Linked DNA regions of Mus musculus: region 2 is linked to region 1. The links are chromatin loops, found by intact Hi-C in ENCODE. Cell type or tissue: gastrocnemius. All regions are shown on one strand. Each heading gives the region's core, and the rest is flanking DNA. Links, peaks and the distances in the headings are about the cores only. Region 1 overlaps Gpr1 (G protein-coupled receptor 1). Region 2 has its middle 17 kb from the start of 1700039I01Rik.

Region 1 (2,916 bases), core at 230-2,729:
ATGCCAGCGCTGAGCTGGAGGAGGATCAGGAGTTCAGGAGTTTGAGGTCAGCCTAGATTTCAGGAAACTTGGTCTTATCTTTATGGCAACAAACGCTTGTTGACAATTGACTCCTGGGTCATGGATTTGTGGGTTTCATCCAAGTTTCTGTCGTGTTAATAGATTGGTTATTATTTCTCTTTCCGTTTCTTATTATTATTCAGTCATAGGTAAGACACACATTCTTTCAAAGGCCCATGGTTTTAAATGCCTTTTTTGTTTTTCCCTTTCTTTCTTTCTTTCTTTCTTTCTTTCTTTCTTTCTTGCTTGCTTGCTTGCTTGCTTGCTTGCTTGCTTGCTTGCTTTCATATATGTGAGTACACTGTCAATGTCTTCAGACACACCAGCAGAGGGCATTGGATTCCATAACAGATTGTTGTGAGCCACCATGTGGTTGCTGAGAATTGAAATCAGGACCTCTAGAAGAGCAGTCAGTGCGCTTAACCATGGAGCCATCTTTTCAGCCCCCCCCCCTTTTTTTTTTTTAAGGCAGAGTCTAACTACGTCACTTTGGCTGGCCTAGAACTCTCTATCTACATAGGCCAAGCTGGCCTTTGTCTAACTCACAGAGAACCACCTGCCTCCTGAGTGCAGGGGGGTGGGGTTGGGGGGAAGGGTGTTGGAGGGGGTGGGGGGGGGTGTTAAGCGTATGCATTTCCATGCCTGGCTGAAGACCCTTGGTGTTTTTTTTTTTTTTTTTGGTTTTTCAAGACAGGGTTTCTCTGTATAGCCCTGGATGTCCTGGAACTCACTCTGTAGACCAGGCTGACCTCGAACTCAGAAATCCGCCTGCCTCTGCCTCCCAAGTGCTGGGATTAAAGGTGTGTGTCACCACCGCCTGGCGACCCTTGGTTTTAATAGGATAAACAGTCTGCTGTTGGGTTTCTTTTTCTCCAGTCAGCATGCACAAAAGTCAAGAGCATCGAATCTTCTCTGTCAAAGTAGGTTAAGGTCCACGCTCCCTTGAAGGTCTGTTAAGAACACATCGCGTCCATGGTTTGTGAAAACCCATGTCCCTCACTGATACAAAACTCAAGCTCTTGAGCTGCACTACACAGTCTGCTAGAAGGAAGCATTGCTTTTGAGATAGCATACGGTCTCATGGTAGCATAGACTGTCTTCAAACTCTACAAGTCTTGGTTTTCCTGAGTGCTGAGACAGTGGTAACTAAAACGGCTTCCCTCCCTCTGCGGCTACGTTTTGTCTACTGTCTGAACATATGTCCTCTCCCTGAAGTCTGCTGCGTTTTGTAGACTATTTGTTACTACACTTGCTGACAAAAGTCTTATAGTAAAATGTGTTTATTCGGAAAAAGAGTTTCCAGCTTTACCATCTACTCAATCCTGACTACATCAGAAGCCAGTGTGCTTAATTCAGTAAATTCCTGTCTGTCCCAGAACTGAACAGATGCTTCAGTGTGAGAATAAATGTAGCCAAGGAATGTGATCGCTTGGACCCTCATGGCAACTGAATCCCTGAATATGCCCTTTCACATTCTCAGGCAACCAGACCGCGGCTGTCAAAGCCAGTTCCTCCAGCTTGGCAATGTCCCAAGCATTTTCCACACGTTTCGAACAGATTCCGGTGGCCCTATCCCTGTCTACGCTGCAGCTTGCAGCTATTTTAGTGGCAAGTCAAATGTTTTATGATTATAAATATCTTTATTAGCTTTTATTACAGTCAGAATTATTTACTGATCTTCCAGTAGCACAAATGGTTTTTAGACTAAAAGAGTAGCTATTTCCTATTTTCAGTCAGGTCTGACAACCTCATTCTGGCATTATGCTCTTCCAAATTGGGGAAACCTACATCTCTGGCAATCGGCAATCACTGCAAGCTAAGACATTGACCTGCCTACTTAATAAATGATACCATTCCCTTTAAATGTGAGTTTGAAAACCTAACATCTGCTTGCTATGCATTTTCCTTTCCTGGTCCTGCCCATTGTAACTCCTTTTTACTGCCAAGTTCACCTGCGCAACTCATTCATACCTCCCCTCGCCTCTGAAAAGTACACACATGCATATACATGCATCAATCCACGCATGTGCCTATGTGCATGTTTGTGGGGTTTTTATTTATTTATTTTATTTATGTGAGTACACTGTCACTGTCTTCAGACACACCAGAAGAGGGCATCAGATCCCATTACAGATGGTTGTGAGCCACCATGTGGTTGCTGGGAATTGAACTCAGGACCTCTGGAAGAACAGTCAGTGTGTACTGGTACACATGGTTTAAGTTTTTAGGTATGTGAGTTCAAGGTTAACCCTGGACTGCAAAGTGTGTTCCAGGGGCTATAAAGAAAAAAAAAATTCTGTCTCAACAAAACAAATAGATAAAAATGTTTGTGTGGCTAGTCTAGAGAGATGGCTCAGTGTCTAAGGGCATTTGTAGCTCTTGTAGAAAACCTGGGCTCCCAGCATCCACAGACTGGCTCACAGCCATCTGGACCTTCAGTTTCAGGGAATCAAACACCCTCTTTTGACCTCCAGGACATGAGGAACACGCATGGTTCATAACATGTACATGCAGGGAAAATACCCACACACATACAATAAATACATCTTTCAAAGTGTTTAAAACCATGTACGTGCTGGGAATGGTGGCACATGCCTTTAATCCCAGCACTTAGGCAGCAGAGGCAGGAGGAGCTTTGTGAGTTCATGTCAGCCCGGTCTACGTAGTGAGTTTCAGGACATCCAGGGCTACAGACTGAGACCTTGTCTCAAAATAAATAAGCATGAGGGACTAGAGAAATGGCTCAGATGTTAAGAGTACTGGATGATCCTCTAAGAGGACCCAGATTCAATTTACAGCACCCACATGCCAGCTCACAAGTGTCTTGTTCCAGGAGATCCATGGCACCAGGCATGT
Region 2 (2,916 bases), core at 245-2,744, 45 kb before region 1:
TTCGGAATATCCCACTGGGAGCCTGGAAAGCTAGTACATATAGCTGCCTATTTGTGATCAAGGGTTGATAAATGGCACTGGGACTTTAAGCCCCAATGAAAGCACTTGGGCCTGAGGCAAGGCTGGCCAAGGTGACCAGCTACAGAAGAGGCAGGTGACCTTAGAGTGGGAGGCTGTTTTGTATAAGATAAACAGAAAGACTCTTTGGGAGAGAGGTTACGAAATATTGGCTATAGGACGCCAACTCTAGGCGCTAAATATTCATTCAAATCTGCCACATGCATCAACTCCCTACATCTTTGGCATCAACTCCCTACATCTTTGGAAGAGGGCAGCAAAATAATACTAGAAACGTGCCTACATCCCAAGTCACAGTCCCTGAAGACCTGAGGAGCCAAGAGGCTGATGAGGAGCTAGACAGTCAGAGATGAAAGACCCGGATGCATCTGCAATGGTTCTCAATCCTCTTCCCATCTCAGGGGTTACTGATGGAGCAAGTCTATTTTAACGTTACATCTACTGCAGCCCCTTCTCCTCTTCAGTGCAGCCAGGGCAGCAGCAGTGAGAGTGAGCTGAGTAACACACCACCCGCCCTCCCGTGTGTCCTCTGCACCTTGCCCGCTCTCATTTGATACTTGCCATCTCCTATCTTCAACCGAGCCCATAAAAATCTTTAAATAAATGGCCACTTTCTACCACACAGATACTTGCAGATCTCTATGCACTTCTGGTCTGTTTATAGCAGCAAGGAATTGACCCAGATGTCCATCAACAGAGGAACAGATAATTAAACCTGGTCCATATATACAGTGAAATTCTATTCTGCCATAAAGAAAAACGAAACTCTGAACTATACAGGAAAATGTATGGAGTTGAGAAATGTTAATTAAGTGAGGTAACAGTGACTCAGAAAGACAAATGCCACACATCCTTTCCAATATGAGAATCTTAGCTTCTAATTATTACATATGTGTATTTCTGTGGGAGTGAGTATAGGTAAAGGTCAGAAAGATAGAAAGAGCCCCACGAGAGGGGAAAGGCTTTAATTGAGTGGGGGAGGGAGGGTGACAGAGTGAAGGTGAAGGAAGGGAGACAGGGAGATAGGAAGATAGAAATAGACCCAAAGGAAATACTACAAAAATGCCAAAAAGGAGAGGGCTGGAGAGATGGCTCAGCAGTTAAGAACACCTGCTGCTCTTGCAAAGGACTTGGATTCAGTTCCCAGCTCCCAGAAGATGGCTCGCAGCCATTGGTAACTCCAGCTCTAGGGTGCCTGATGACTTCTTCTCACCTCTAAGAACACCATGCAAGCATGTGGTGCACCAGTTTGCAGGCATTACACTCATACATATAAAATCAAATAGACAAAAGAAACCTACTGCCCTACATACTGGGGTGCCAAACACTCCAAGTTCAATCAGAGAAAAAAAGTTCCAGATCCTGCCTGAAGATGGGGAAGGAGTTCTTAAATTTTAATCTGGCATTCCCAAAAATGACTTAGGTCAAAGCTGCCAGTTGGCCACTCTCCTCCATTGCACCCGGGGGCGGGCGGGCGTTAAAAAGTTCCACATGCCTCATGCAGCAAGCACTTCTTCGGTGGCTCCTTCTGCTCTGATTTTAGGACCTGTTGACTAAGGGAAAATCATTGGGACCAGAAGGGAAGAGCTGCGAATCCTGAAGTTACCTAAAGGGGTCTGCTTTTCACTTTCACTCCTGAGAAAACAGGAGTGAGAACAGAGAAACCAGCGGATCTGTGGCCCACTGGAGTTATCACACTGCCAGTGAGCTTCACTCTGGGCCAGAGAGGTGTTGCCATCTTGTCTTGTTGATTGAAATCTGCTTTAAGAATCTTCTATTTTCATCCTGTATTAAAGCAATCCCTAAATCAGATAGGTCAAATTCTACTGCAGTAACAAACGTTGCCTACCTGTCAACAGCCACAAGCAGCCATAGTTTATCTGTACACGCTGTACCCTGACTAGATACTGGAATGGAGTTTACTCATTCCAGGGCCTGGAGAGAAGAAGCAAAGAATCTCAGAAATGCTGCCTGTTTCTTCAGAAGGAAAGACAGATTACAGTGTTTTTGAATGAATACTGAATTTTTAAAGGGGGGATAGAGGCATCTCTTTTCCCTCTCTATAGAATCAATTTCAATTAAAAAAAAATCCATCAAGCTTAAGTTTCTTAACCCCTCCACTTATAAACTGTACGTACTTATTTATTTTGTGGGTATATGGTTTTGTGTGTGTATGCATGCCACAGAGTGAGTATGGAGCGAAAGGACAACTTGTGGGAGTCGGTTCTCTCCTTCTCAGTGTAGTTTCTGGGGACTGAACCCAGGTTGTCAGGTATGGCAGCAATCAGCTTTACTCACTGAGCCATTTTGCCTAAAGTGCCCTCCCAGTTACTACCAGAGCTCCTCTCCAGCCTTTGAAAGTTCTCACTGTTCTCTATTCCCCTCTGGCCAAGCAAAGCACATAAGCGCTCACAGAGACAGAGACTGAAGCAGCAAGCGCTGGGCTTACATGCGTCTGCACTAGGTCCTCCATGTATATATTATGGCTACTAGTTTAGTATGTTATGGGACGCCTGACTGAGAGACAGGTGGGTGTCTGACTCTTGTATCTACTCTTGGGACTCTCTTCCTCCTGCTGGGTTGCCATGTTCAACTTGGTTATGATAGTTTTTGCTTCATCTTATTATATTTTACTTTGTCATGTTTGGTTGTTATCTCTTGGAAGACTGTTCTTTTATAATGAGACACAGAAAGAGTGGAACAGGAGGAGATGGGAAATGAGAACTGGGAAGAGAGAGGGAAGACTATAATCAGGGTACATTATATGACAAAACAACCTATTTTCCTTTTTTTTTTCTTTTTGGGGGAGAGAGGTGAAGTTCTCTGTGTACCCCTGTC

Evidence for each region. Hi-C counts contacts between places; a loop is a spot of excess contacts. Peaks named below come from ENCODE experiments on the same cell type or tissue, not always from the same donor. Only the 100,000 strongest peaks of a DNase experiment are listed, where the experiment ranks them.
Region 2: a loop joins it to region 1, with 3 times the contacts of the local background. A loop is called at or near these places in 6 of 42 quality-filtered maps.

Annotation. Positions count from the first base shown.
Region 1 is chr1:63,189,658-63,192,573 of GRCm38, reverse strand. The region is part of intron 2 of Gpr1 (G protein-coupled receptor 1); the gene reads left to right. Among named protein-coding and RNA genes, the nearest start is that of Snora41, 12 kb to the right of the region's middle. In gastrocnemius, for the core only: no CTCF peak of the experiment used is centred there; a DNase peak (open chromatin) is centred at 1,586.
Region 2 is chr1:63,234,574-63,237,489 of GRCm38, reverse strand. It overlaps a transcript of Zdbf2 not described here. Among named protein-coding and RNA genes, the nearest start is that of 1700039I01Rik, 17 kb to the left of the region's middle. In gastrocnemius, for the core only: a CTCF peak has its summit at 1,441; no DNase peak of the experiment used is centred there.